Linked DNA regions of Homo sapiens: all the other regions are linked to region 2. The links are chromatin contacts, found by Hi-C or POLR2A ChIA-PET in ENCODE. All regions are on one chromosome and are shown on one strand. The core of a region is the stretch at or near the end of the contact, and the rest is flanking DNA. Distances in the headings are between cores, read along the strand shown.

Region 1 (4,260 bases), core at 176-2,675, 1.0 Mb before region 2:
AAGGAAGGTAGGGCTAATTTACTTCCTGGTGCTATGAAACTGGCAATTGGACAGGTGCAATTGTGGGTGTCTTTTTTTTTTTAAGGTGTACCTGTTGCAGGTTTGAAAAGCTGTTGATGCTCATGGGTTGTTTGTGTGCATGTTCTCTTTAAAAACCAGATGTATTCATTCCCTTTTTTTTTTTTTTTTTTTTTGAGACGGAGTCTCGCTCTATAGCCCAGGCTGGAGTGCAGTGGCCCGATCTCGGCTCACTGCAAACTCCGCCTCCTGGGTTCACGCCATTCTTCTGCCTCAGCCTACCGAGTAGCTGGGACTATAGGCGCCTGCCACCGCGCCCGGCTAATTTTTTGTAGTTTTAGTAGAGACGGGGTTTCACCGGGTTAGCCAAGATGGTCTCGATCTCCTGACCTCGTGATCCGCCCGCCTCGGCCTCCCAAAGTGCTGGGATTGCAGGCGTGAGCCACCGCGCCCGGCCATTCCCATTGTTATGTATACTTTGCTATTTGCTGCTGGTGAGACAGATAAGGAGTCACGTCTTTAACTGCACTTGAGTTTCCAGTGACCCCATTAAATCCAATGGGTAAATTTTCCCACGCAGATTACTCACCCAGTTTACAGATTAAGCTTTCATATCCTTAGACTGTATCTGAAATTTTCATAGCTTTGCCCACCTTTTAGGGTTCAGAGTTACTACCCATTCAGTGTCGGTGGCCTTTAGCTGTTGGCAAGCTTCCAAGTAAATAGCTCTTTTGCAGAGATCTCTACCCATTCTATTCTTCCACTCCTGGGTAGTGGAGAACCAAAGTTCACCTGAGTAATGCCCGTGCCCAGCACCCAGTTTCCTGCAGGGGTTAGCACGGATATTGGAGGCTCCCCCGATCCCACAGATACTCAGGATGGGTATTGGAGGGGGCTTGGTTTTTAAGAGGACATGTGAAAGTAATTAACCCGATTTACATTTGTATAATGAGTCCAAACACCACCTTGCAAAAGAACTGAGAGTTTAGCCTGCTTAATGGAGTTTCTGCTTTTCACGGTCCTTGGCCTTACCGACGGTTTACAGTCCAGCCAGATTTAGTTCACAAAAAACCAAAACCAGGTCGACCTCACTGCAGTATATGATGGCAGCGAGCGTTTTAAAGCGCAGGACCTTTAGTCTCCTCAATAGTTTTGTGTAAAGTTGTCCAAAAGTGTTTTTTTTTAAAGTGAGGTGATCCAGTCGGTAAACGCTTTGAAAAAGAATAGCTGTCCCCTGAGCGGGCATTAGTCGCGTGTGAGGTCAGGGCCCATCATTGCGCGTGTTGGGAGCGCCGCGCTGGTCTATGAGCGAGCGCCTCGGCTTGTGGCTGGGCCGGGCCGGGGCGGGGCTGTCTTCCCGCGGAGCGTGCTGGGGGCGGGTCGCGCCGGGCCGGGCCGCTAGTGCGCATGGGCGGGCGTCCTCGGCTCTAACTGCCGCCACTTTCCACACGCTGGGAGGGCCGTTACCTCAGAGATACCCGTGGCCGGCATGTTGGTTGAAAAAGCTTCCCGGAAGGGAGACGAAGAGAAAGGAGAGGAGCAGCTCGTGATCATCCCCGGTAGCGAGTACGCGGCGAAGTAGGCGGCGGCGGAGGGAGCGCTGATGAAGATGGATGTGTCAGTGAGGGCCGCGGGCTGCTCCGACGACCTCAGCTCTGGGGAGGCCGACGTAGACCCAAAGCTCCTGGAGCTCACCGCTGACGAGGAGAAGTGCCGCAGCATCCGCAGGCAGTACCGGCAGCTCATGTACTGCGTGCGGCAGAACCGGGAGGACATCGTGAGCTCGGCGAACAACTCCTTAACCGAGGCTCTGGAGGAAGCCAACGTCCTCTTTGATGGCGTGAGCCGAACCAGAGAAGCAGCCCTCGACGCCCGGTTTCTTGTTATGGCTTCTGATTTGGGTAAAGAAAAGGCAAAGCAGTTAAACTCAGATATGAACTTCTTTAATCAGTTAGCATTTTGTGACTTTCTGTTTCTGTTCGTGGGTCTGAATTGGATGGAAGGCGATCCTGACAAGTTGAGTGATTGTGATGATAGCATAGCTCTTTCCTTCTGGAAGGCAATAGAAAAGGAAGCAACATCCTGGATGGTAAAAGCTGAGACATTCCATTTTGTTTTTGGTTCATTCAAGCTAGAACGTTCTGCACCAAAGCCCCGACTTGAACACCAGAAAAAAGTTCGCAAGATGGAAGAAAATGGCAACATGCCTACAAAGTTGCAGAAGTTGGACCTGAGTAGTTATCCAGAAGCGACAGAAAAAAACGTAGAAAGGATTTTGGGATTGTTGCAAACCTACTTTCGAAAGTATCCTGATACTCCTGTGTCCTATTTTGAGTTTGTGATTGATCCAAACTCTTTTTCTCGTACTGTGGAGAATATATTTTATGTTTCTTTTATTGTAAGAGATGGTTTTGCAAGAATAAGGCTTGATGAAGACAGGCTGCCAATATTAGAGCCGATGAATGTTAACCAAATGGGTGAGGGAAATGATTCCAGTTGCCATGGCAGGAAACAGGGAGTTATATCTTTGACTTTACAGGAGTGGAAAAACATTGTGGCAGCTTTTGAAATTTCTGAGGCTATGATTACATACTCCTCATACTAAAGATTTCTTAGTATAGCATCCTTTTTGTGTTTTTTTTCTGAAGTTAGATGGAGAGTAAAATGTAAACTGAAGCACATATTGTATCTCTTGTAAAGTGAAAAAGTATTTTCAAGAACATCAGACATTGTTTTACTGTGCAGCATATTTTTCTTAGTAATTTATAAGGTCATGATCTTCTGTTATTAAAACAAATTCACTGGCATATTTATGGGAACGTTTTATTGAATGCCCTTTAAGACTATTAATAAAAACAAGTTTTGGATACCAAATTAAGGGATATTTGATAATTTGCAAAACATAATAATTTACGAAAATCAGTGATGATGCTCTGTGATGCGTTGCTTTCTCTGTCATAGGGAACCAAGAGAATCCCAGAAAGGGTTCCTAACCAGGTTGGGCAAAGAGTGGGTAAAAAACAAAAGTTAAAAAAAAAAACCTGTCTGTAAGGCAGTGAATATGCAACATTAAGACTAAAAAAGTCATTGCAAGGAAGACTTAGGATTTATGAGTGAGTATCCATATTCTAAACAATTTCTGTTATTGTACTCAGCAAAAGTAGTGTCTCTGCTGTAGTAGTTGAGGTATCAGCTAAGGGTGAAAGGTGAGTAGAAACACGAAGAAGGAAAAGGCATTCTAGGCAAGAGAATAGCAAGGTCAAATGCATGGAATTGTTAGAAGTTAGGCACGAGAGGACCATTAGATTTATGGAAAAACTATTATATTTGATAAGCTGGGCAACAATTGAATAACTTCATCTATTAATATCCTGAGAAGATGTTTTTGTCAAACTATTATACATTGAACACAAGATCTTGCTATCCAGTTGTAGTTTTTATCTACTGAATTTCTTCTCTGGCCCCTAGTGTCCCTTTGTGGTCTTTGCTAGTACATAGAATGTCCTTCACAATCTACGCTTTTTCATCATGTAACAACTTTGAATATTTGTCCCACTTTAATTTTGCATTTCTATCTTTTTTTTTCCCCCTCGAGACAGAGTATCACTCTTGCCCAGGCTGGGGTGCAGTGGTGCAATCTCGGCCCACTGCAACCTCTGCCTGCGGGGTTCAGGCGATTCTTGTGCCTCAGCCTCCCAAGTAGCCGGGATTACAGGTGTGTGCCATCACACCCAGCAAATACTTGTATTTTTAGTAGGAACAGAGTTTCGCCATGGTAGCCAGGCTGGTCTCGAACACCTGGCCCCAAGTGATCCACCCGCCTCGGCCTCCGGAAATGCTGGGATTACAAGTGTGAGCCAAATTTTGCATTTCTTAATAGGGCTTTAAATGCCAGGAAACTGACCTTGCTGAAACTAAAACATGTTAGTTTATCTGGATGTTCTTCACTTAGTGTAAAGCCATAAAGGCTTTTTTCTTTCCGTTGCATAAATTACAACCTTATTTGGAGATTATTGCCAAAAGTTTGGGTCATTAAGAAAGTAACTTGAGAAGGTGCAGTAAGCATACCCATAAGCTTTCTTCCCCTTGATCCCTATAGGAGCTTAATTTTTGGTAGTCGTGGAATTTTGCCATTAAACAATACTTTGGCAAATGTTTAGGTATCTGTTATGCATAGCAGTGGCAAACTTTCCTAGTAAGTCTAGTGGTACAGGAAAGGGAAATCCAAAGACTCAACAAATG
Region 2 (4,279 bases), core at 1,258-3,757:
GGGGGTACAAGTGCATTTTTGTTACACGGATGTATTGGGTGGTGGTGAAGTCTGGGCTTTTAGTGTAACCATCACCCAAATAGTGTACATTGTACCCAACAGGTAAGTCCTCATGGCTGGAGCTCTTAAGGTGATACTCAATAGTGCTTGTTGAAATAATGGATAGATCACATAATCTATAACATTATAGGGCAGAATGCACACTACGAGGAACCATGAGATATCTCAGTAAGTGAGTGTTAGAAAAGAACCTACAGGATTTAGGTTCATAATAGGTGATTTTGGTTGGGATTTAAGGAAGCAGAACTTTTTTTTTTTTCTACATTGGATATTGTCAGGAAGCAGGGACAATTCTATGATTAGAGATTCTTAATGAACCTCATCTCTAGGCAGGAAGACAAGAACAGGGCTAAAACCATAACTGGTAAAGCAGCAGCAGACAATCCTATCAGGCAGGATGGGGAGATGTTTGGTGTTTTGGGGGTTTGCACAATGACCTTGTTTTTGTCAGCACTTAGACAAGATTACCGAGTCACCTTGTTTTTTGTCTCATTTCATAGTTTATAGAGTGGCCTTGTGTGATATTGGTGTTCTATGCAACTGTGTTTAACAGGAGAATGCAAAGGCCCAGCTGTTGAGTGTCACAGCTTCTAGGCCAGTTTCTAGGTGTCAAGGTCCATTTTCTGTCTCTTACAAGTGTCCTAAGGCTGGAGTCTAGTGTCAGCACAGAAATAAGCAGGAGAATATCTTTCGGCTACTTGATAGTTCCCTTTTCCCCAGTTCTGGCTATGTATTAGGATGGACACTGAACCAAGACAGCACAGGCTGGTAGAGAAGCAGTACTTCTAGAAGTCAACTAAAAAATGCCTTTATTTATCCAAGAATTAATTATCCTCTCAGCACATGGCTACCACAGCTAATTTTCAAATGGAGAATGCTGTATATTTTGCATCCTGAATGATAGAACGCACCATTGCCTCAAAGGCCATGTTCAAAAACCTGCCAAGTCCTTGATTCTGGTTCATATTTTTATTTTTATGTAAACACAACAGTATGGTTTCAGGGAAGTCTGTTTTTTTTTTGTTTTGTTTTGTTTTTTTGAGACAGAATCTCGCTTTGTCACCCAGGCTTGAGTGCAGTGGTGCTATCTCGGCCCACTGCAACCTCCACCTCTCAGGTTCAAGTGATTCTCTTGCCTCAGCCTCTTAAGTAGCTGGGATTACAGGTGTATGCCACCACACCCAATTAATCTTTGTATTTTTAGTAGAGACAGGGTTTCACCATGTTAGGCTGGTCTCGAACTCCTGACCTCGTGATCCGCCCGTGTCAGCCTCCCAAAGTGCTAGTTTACAGGTGTAAGCTACCATGCCTGGCCTTAGGCAAGTCTTTTAACTAGCATCCCAGCATCCTCTGGGACTCTATGGCACCTGTATTCCTCTGTTAACATTCCTTCTATATTGTAATTAATTTATTTTAATCTATCTGCCTGGTTAGACTGTCTCCCACATATTTGTATCCCCGGAACTTAACAAAGGACTTGGCACAGGCTAGGCTCCCTACAAATATTAAGTGAATTTAAAATGGAGCTTTAATTCCTGGCTTGAAGTCACCTCACAAAACATTTAGTGAGTCTGTATTACAAGCCAGGAGGACGCTATGAAAAATCAGATAGTCTTTCCCTTTAAGGAATTTGTATTCATTTCTATTAGAGTTAATAATAATAATGATAATAGCTGATATTTACTAAAGATAGGGAACTTTGTTAGGTACTTTATATGTACCTGAGTTACTGTCATTTTATAGGTGAAACAAGGGATGTACCCAATGGGTTAAGTTACTTTCCTGAGGTCACGCAGCTATCACGGGGCAGAACGAAGACTTTAACTCAGACAGTCTGACTGCAGTAACGCTGGCCCAACTATCATGTTGAAACGTACAGCACCGTGCCCATCCACAGTTCTCTCATTTATCAGAGAGGAGGTCCTGAATCCAAGTTATTGAAATCGTTGCAGACATTTGTTTTAAAGAGGAATAGGTCAAGATGACCAATCTGGGGAAGAACTTTTGCCAGGCAGTGCGTATGGGGAACAGAGCTGCGTTGGCCTTCTGTTAAAGCAGCTGGGGATTTCGGTTTTGGCTTCAGACCTGCACAACATTCAGTCAATAGCATTTATTGGGCGTCCACTGTGCAGGGTGCCCCCTGCTACTTCCTCTCCTCCCCACATCCTGGGGCAGGGAGGGGAAGTGAGGAAAGAAAAGCAAAGACAAGGCGAGGAGGATGCTGAGGGTGGGCAGGTGGGCACCCCCACCCCGCTGCGCCGGCCACGCCCCTTGCCGCTCCCTCGCCCCGGGGCCCACTTTAAACTCCCGCCCCTCGTAATAACGACCAATGGCCGACCGCGAAGCGCGCAGGAGGCTGGGGATTGGCCAGTGCCGAGGTTGCTGGGGCGACGGGTGGGTCCGGCGGGTCCCCGGGCGGGGCGGGGCCGGGGCGAGGGGTGCCGGGTGGTTTCCGCCCGGCAGCCCGCAGCCCGCTGCGCCCCGGGCCGCGTCTCCCGGCGGTGGGAGGGGGCGGCCCCCACTCGGTTCCTGGCCCCTCGCGGCCCCGTCAGCCTCCCGCTCGGGGTGCGCCGCCCTTCGTCTGGGTCTCCGCCCCCAGGACCCGCGGCCGAGAGCTCCGGAGCGCGGCTTCCCCGGCCGGCTGCGCGATGGGCTGCGGGAACTCCACCGCCACCAGCGCGGGCGCGGGCCAAGGTGAGTCCGGCGGGAGGCGGGGGCCGGCGGGGGCGGGCGGGAGAGGCGGCGGGAAGGAAGGGTGCAGGGATCTTGGGTGGGGGGCGCGCAGCCCCCTCTCCCCGTCCCCATTTTCGGGACAGGAGCAGACCGCCCGTTTCTGGAAAGACCGAAAGCGTGGCAAGTCCCCCGCGCGGGGGCGGTTGCGCCTGGAGCAGTCGAGCCTGCGGGGCGTCTCTGCCGAGGGAGCGCGGGGAGGACTGTCGCGGGCTCCCCTGCAGCCGCCGGGGCTCACCTGCAGCTGGCGGGTCTCAGGGCTCTCCTGGGGGAGAGGATTCCCGGACGTGGTCCCCGGCCGCTCCCCCACCTCCCACACTTGCTCCTCCAGGCCTCTCCCCCATCTCCTCGGAACCAAGGCGCTGCACCTGGAAAAGTGCAGCAGAGCAAGACAGGACTTTTCGGGCAGTGGTGGTGGGGCAGGAAGCGGGGAAGGGTGGGAGTGGGGTTGGGGAGAACTAGAAGCAGAGCTGCAAAAACGCATCTGTGTCTGCCTTGATGCCGAAGACCGGCTGGGCTGCTCTTAGGATTTCTCTGAGAAGCTGCAGCAGTAAGGATGTTTTACATATGTGAGACAGAGCTTTATTATTAACAGTCTGTTAAGATACTTTTCATTAAACACACACACACACACACACACACACACACACAAATAGAAACTTCTTTTTATACCACTTCATGTTGATTGGCAGGCAAGGTCTTCTAGCTTCCCCGGGCCAGCCAGGCTTTGTGTCAAGTGACTTTTGCCAAAACTCACCCTTCTATTTCACCCTGCCTATGTCTCGGGATTTAAGGTACCCTGGATCTGTTTTGAGTAATAACTGCTGACCTATTTCAGTGTCCTTTTGGATAAAGAGCTCCTATCTCCTCCAATTGAAGTCAACCAGATGCCACATCCTAGCCTAACCAGCAAATGCAAACAGCAGTCAGAGGCTGCGGTATTTCCTAGGCGGCTGTGGAGGCCCTGGCAATGACTTTGTAACCTTGGGCCTGTCACATCCCTTAACCCAGACGCCGGTAAAAAATGGAGTTTAAGACTCAATTTGAGTCTTGAATTAAATCCTGTCCTGGTGACAATGCAGAGAGCCACAGGAGAGCGAACTTTTTAGATTCATTTAACAGTGGGGAAGGTTAGTGTAGCACCTTATGCTAATGAGGGCAGACGGGCTTCAAACCTGCCTGTGGCCAGAAAGCTCTGCTTGTATGAAACAATGTCAGGGCCACACCCCGCACTCAAATTGTGTCTCAGTCTACTAGGTACTGTGGCCGTATGCAATCCACTGCATGTGTAGCCTACTTAAAAAAGGTGAAGAAAAGTTATCCACATTAAAAAAAATTGTAGGAAGGATTTGTAGCAGATTTCCCTTAAAATGAGGCTAGTTTCATGCATGTACATTTTGATTTATTAATGAACTGCTTGTCAGTTTTAGGGATGGGGAGGGGGTACCATTGCCAAATGAAAATCAGAATGATGGACCAGGCGCAGTGA
Region 3 (4,447 bases), core at 545-3,044, 1.0 Mb after region 2:
GGTACAGTGAGCTAAGATTGCACTACTGCACTCCAGCCTGGACGACAGAGTAAGACTCCATCCCCGCCCCCCACCAAAAAAGCAAAATTTCAGCCCCAATTTACCAATCAGAAAGCTGAGATTAGTTTAACAAGCTCTCCAGGTGATTCTGATACACCCTAAAGTCGGAGAATCACCTTGATAATGGAAAGCAAAGAAGACTTTGGCACAGACAACCAACACACTTGAGCCAACCTTGAGATCCTCTGCCATCTATAAATCACTTTCACAGTCCCTTCTAGGCTAGATGCTAAATTGGTTGCAATCTGGTAATGCACAATGATGAGACACAAGTTGTATCTTGTCTCTGTAATAAGTAAATTGTAAGAACTTCAAAGGCAGGGTTGATTCTACTTTTGGTGTTTTTTCCATTCTTCTCGTATTTCAGATATCAGTGCAATACTTAGAAAATACGGCCGGGCGCGGTGGCTCACGCCTGTAATCCCAGCTACTCGGGAGGCTGAGGCAGGAGAATGGCGTGAACCCGGGAAGCGGAGCTTGCAGTGAGCCGAGATTGCGCCACTGCAGTCCGCAGTCCCACCTGGGCGACAGAGCGAGACTCCGTCTCAAAAAAAAAAAAAAAAAAAAAAAAAAAGAAAATACAAGTACTGAAATTTAAGTAGCTCTTTAGTAAATAAGAATAATTAACCTGGTGCAAGGGTTCTACCTTTATGAGGGAGAAATTGGAAAGCATATATGTACTTACAAATTTTCATAACTTTTCTTATCGTTGTAAAATATACATAAAACTTAGCATTTTAACCCTTTAAAATGATGTACAGGTCAGCAGCATTAAATACATTCACACTGTTGTGCAACCATCACCATTCTCCATTTACAGAACTTTTGCATCTTCCCAAACCGAAACTCCGTACCCATTAATTAATTGGTGCATTTTGCCTTGTTTTTTCTAATAGGATTTTTCTTTCTGTTGATTTGTATGAGCTCATTTTAAATTAGAGAGACCAGCCCTTTGTCTTCTGCCAATTTATTTTTTATTAATTCTATTTGTTGGTGATTTTTTAAAATCTGTTCAGAAAATTAAAAATTTTCCGTGGAATCATAAAATCGTGTTTAGATTATAAAATCCTTTATGATTTGACTGTTGCCGTCTTGAAAGTCTTCAACATCTCAATGTTATGAATATCTGCACTTACATTTTCTTCTAAGTTTTTGTTAACATTTCAATATTTAATCCACAAAAGATTCACTTACATGTATTTTTTCCCCAAATGGGTAATCAGCTCTTCAAACATTATTTACTGGACAGGCCATCCTTCCCCTACTAACGTAAATGTCATCTTTTCATATTAAATTTCTCCATGCGCTGGGTATTTACTCCTACATCTTCCATCTAGTGCTTTTGAGAATTTTCAACACTCTTCCATTACACGCATGTACCATCATTTATTTAATCAATCTTCTATTGGTAGGCATTTGGGACGTTTCCTGCTCTTCCATACTAAACAATGCATAGAATTTTGGACTACATTAAATAATTCTCTGCCTCAGTGGTTCAAGTTGCGTAAATTATGCGTTTACACTTTTCTTCGGATTACTTTTAAAATGACAACCACTATGTTTTGCTGGTCTCAATTACCAGAGAATTGGCAAGAAACCTGACAGCTGGGGCTTAGGATTCCCTGCGCCAGACCTCCGAGCTACACCAGAGGGCGTACTTTCCTTACTCGGCCTCGGCCACATCCGGGTTCCACCGCAGATTCGGGCAGGGAGCGGGCGGAACCTTTCTACCGCGTCTCTAGCTAACACGCACGGCGGGGACAGTTTAGGCCTCCGCGCACCGTTCGCCGGGAGTCTTGCAGTTTGCTTGGTGCAGGGAAGGCGGGCGCGGAGGTTCTATCTGTTTCTTCCTCCTTCGTGAGCAGCATGGACGTGCTAGCGGAGGAGTTTGGGAACCTGACTCCGGAGCAGCTGGCGGCGCCGATCCCGACTGTAGAGGTCAGTGCCAGGCACGCAGGGAGCGTCAGGGACAAGGATGCGCCCTGAGGGGGCGTTGCCCGGAGTGCTCGGGCCGCCAAGGGGGCGGGCTGGCGGTTTGTGCGCATGCGCCGGGCTTCTGCGCATGCCCAGAGCGTCGCGCTTGCGAGTCTTTTTTCCAGAGCCGGCCTCCGCGTGCGCGAGTGAAGGCTGATCCCAGAGGAGCTGTCAGCCGCTGCGGGGGCCGAGAAGCCCCGCTGCTGGCTCTAGGGTTGGAGCTCTTCCAGCATAGGTGTGCGTGGGGAGGACTGACCCTCGCACTTACTGTGGGGGACGTATTGCATGTTTGCAGTCTTACAGAGGACACGGGGCCAGGGAGCTCAGGCCATTTGCATGAGGCACCACAGCCGGCTGTGGGGGTAAAACCAGATCGTCTGAATTCCAAGCTAGTCATCTTTCCTTTTAACTTGAAGTTCCAGTTTGGGTTGCAGGGGAATTTTAAACGCCCTCAATATTTACTAAAGAATTTGCCTGTGTGTTTTCTGGGGGAGAGACTCCACAGCTTTCATCAGCTTCTCGGAAGTTAAGGACAGCTGCCCCACAGCGAGCTGCCCAGTGAAGTGCGGCTGTCGACATATTTTGTTATCTGATAAGGCACATTTTGTAATCTCTCTGAGCCTCAAAATCTACACTGACGTGGAATAGGGAAGTGGAGACGTGGCCGGAGAAGATAGCAAAGGAGAGATTTCAGGGAAAGAGAACAGGATACTTGAAACCTCCTCGGCAAGACCATTGGATGTTTTTGAGGAAGGAAAGTAAATCCAGTAGTATTAGAGTGAAGAAAAATAGAGGAGAAGAGATAAAAGACAGGGTTAAGTAAGGGTCTTGATTATGAAAAGTTTCAATAAACATCTGACAGAGCTTGGACTTTGTCTTGGAGCAGAGCTTTTGAAGGGTTTAAGCAGGAAAGTGACATGATCAGTAAGTCTATCGGATTATAAGAACCTCCTTGGCTAGGCGTGGTGGCCTGTAATACCAGTAGTTTGGGAGGCCAAGGCGGGCGGATCACTTGGGCTCAAGAGTTTGAGAACAGCTTGGGCGACATGGCAAAACCCTGTTTCTACAAATAATACAAAAATTAGCTGGGTGTGGTGGCGTGCACTTGTCCCAGCAACTCAGGAGGCTGAGGTGGAAGGATCACTTGAGCCTGGAAGGTCGAGGCTGCAGTGAGCCGTAATTGTGCTGCTGCACTCCAGCCTGGGTGACTGAGACCTTGTCTCAAGGAAAACAAAACAAAACCTCTTTATAATAGTTTGACAAGTTAAGGAAGTTGAATTAGCAGTTCCAACAGATTCAGTCTATAAGTGCATGCAATAGGCTGCTGATCATCAGGCAAAACTATTTTTTTTTTTTTTTTTTGAGACGGAGTCTAGCTCTGTCGCCCAGGCTGGAGTGCAGTGGTGTAATCTCGGCTGACTGCAACCTCTGCCTCCCGGGTTCAAGCAATTCTCCTGCCTCAGCCTCCCAAGTAGCTGGGATTACAGGCGCCCACCATCACCGCCAGCTAATTTTTGTATTTTTAGTAGAGACGGGGTTTCACTGTGTTGGCCATGCTGGTCTCGAACTCCTGACCTCGTGATCCACCGCCTCGGCCTCCCAACGTGCTGGGATTACAAGCGTGAGCCACCGTGCCCGGCTGCAAAACTGTATTTTAACCGTGAAAAGTGAATATCAAAGAGCCAGCATTCACTGAGCACTTGCTAATGTGCCAGGTTCTGTTTAACCATAACATGCATTATGTTATTTAATCCTCTGAAATAAGTACTATTTTCACCCCCATTTTGCCAGAGAGGCCCAAAGATGTTAAGTAAATAGCCTTGCATTAGAAGCCTGGTAGTGGCTAATCTGGAATTTGGACTCTTGTCAGTCTGACTCGAGTCTTCATCCCTAACTGCTATCGGACCGCTTCTCCAGAGAGCTGAAGAAATAAGCCTGGGAGATTTCTATTTCTTATCTGAATTTACACAGCTATGAAGTGAACAGTGCTATAATTCCAGCCTTCTGATTGAAGAATAACAGTTCCTCTTCCTGCACTCTGTATCCAATCCACCATCACCTCTAAAAAGTCCTGAGTTCTTAATCTATGCATATCTGAAACTTCATTCCCACCGTTTTCCAGCCCAGAACGACTGTCCTCTCTTACTTCCTAACTGGCCTACCTGGCACCTGACTTGTCCCAATCCAGTCTGTTCCTTGCTCTGCAGCCAGAGCTGTCCGTTTAAACACACAAACATGGTTATGTTGCTCCCTTGGTTAAAGTTCTTCAATCTCTGCCTATTGCTCTTAGGGCAAAATCTAGTGTTTACCATGTTTGTAATAAATTTCCTCAGTCTGACCAGTGCTTACTTCTCTAGTCTCTTTTCCCATGGTTCCCCCCTCTCCCTCCCCTGAGATCTTTCTACTCTGCTCA

The links. A loop is a pair of places that touch in the nucleus more often than their neighbours do. ChIA-PET counts read pairs that join two places held with the same protein, here RNA polymerase II (POLR2A). Pooled maps may share reads with other maps.
Region 1: a loop to region 2 is called in a map of naive thymus-derived CD4-positive, alpha-beta T cell, with 7 times the contacts of the local background. The contact joins the promoter of EID3 here to the promoter of C12orf75 in region 2. A Hi-C loop is called at or near these places in 1 of 168 maps with a recorded cell type or tissue (naive thymus-derived CD4-positive, alpha-beta T cell) and 7 of 50 pooled maps. POLR2A ChIA-PET finds 5 or more read pairs at or near these places in 2 of 52 experiments (activated CD4-positive, alpha-beta T cell and activated CD4-positive, alpha-beta memory T cell).
Region 3: a loop to region 2 is called in a pooled map, with 9 times the contacts of the local background. The contact joins the promoter of POLR3B here to the promoter of C12orf75 in region 2. A Hi-C loop is called at or near these places in 2 of 37 single-sample maps with no recorded cell type and 7 of 50 pooled maps. POLR2A ChIA-PET finds 5 or more read pairs at or near these places in 2 of 52 experiments (Panc1 and activated naive CD4-positive, alpha-beta T cell).

Annotation. Positions count from the first base shown.
Region 1 is chr12:104,302,314-104,306,573 of GRCh38, forward strand. It overlaps EID3 (EP300 interacting inhibitor of differentiation 3), which reads left to right and starts at 1,426. Exons shown (of 1, transcript NM_001008394.3): 1 at 1,426-2,892. The coding sequence starts at 1,622. The coding sequence ends at 2,623. The region is part of intron 4 of TXNRD1 (thioredoxin reductase 1); the gene reads left to right. RefSeq lists a silencer at 1,264-1,493 and enhancers at 1,354-2,226, 1,534-1,773, 1,804-1,863.
Region 2 is chr12:105,328,184-105,332,462 of GRCh38, forward strand. C12orf75 (chromosome 12 open reading frame 75) reads left to right here and starts at 2,508. Exons shown (of 6, transcript NM_001145199.2): 1 at 2,508-2,754. The coding sequence starts at 2,709. RefSeq lists silencers at 2,144-2,803, 2,834-2,933 and an enhancer at 3,590-4,133.
Region 3 is chr12:106,355,954-106,360,400 of GRCh38, forward strand. POLR3B (RNA polymerase III subunit B) reads left to right here and starts at 1,795. Exons shown (of 28, transcript NM_018082.6): 1 at 1,795-1,998. The coding sequence starts at 1,927.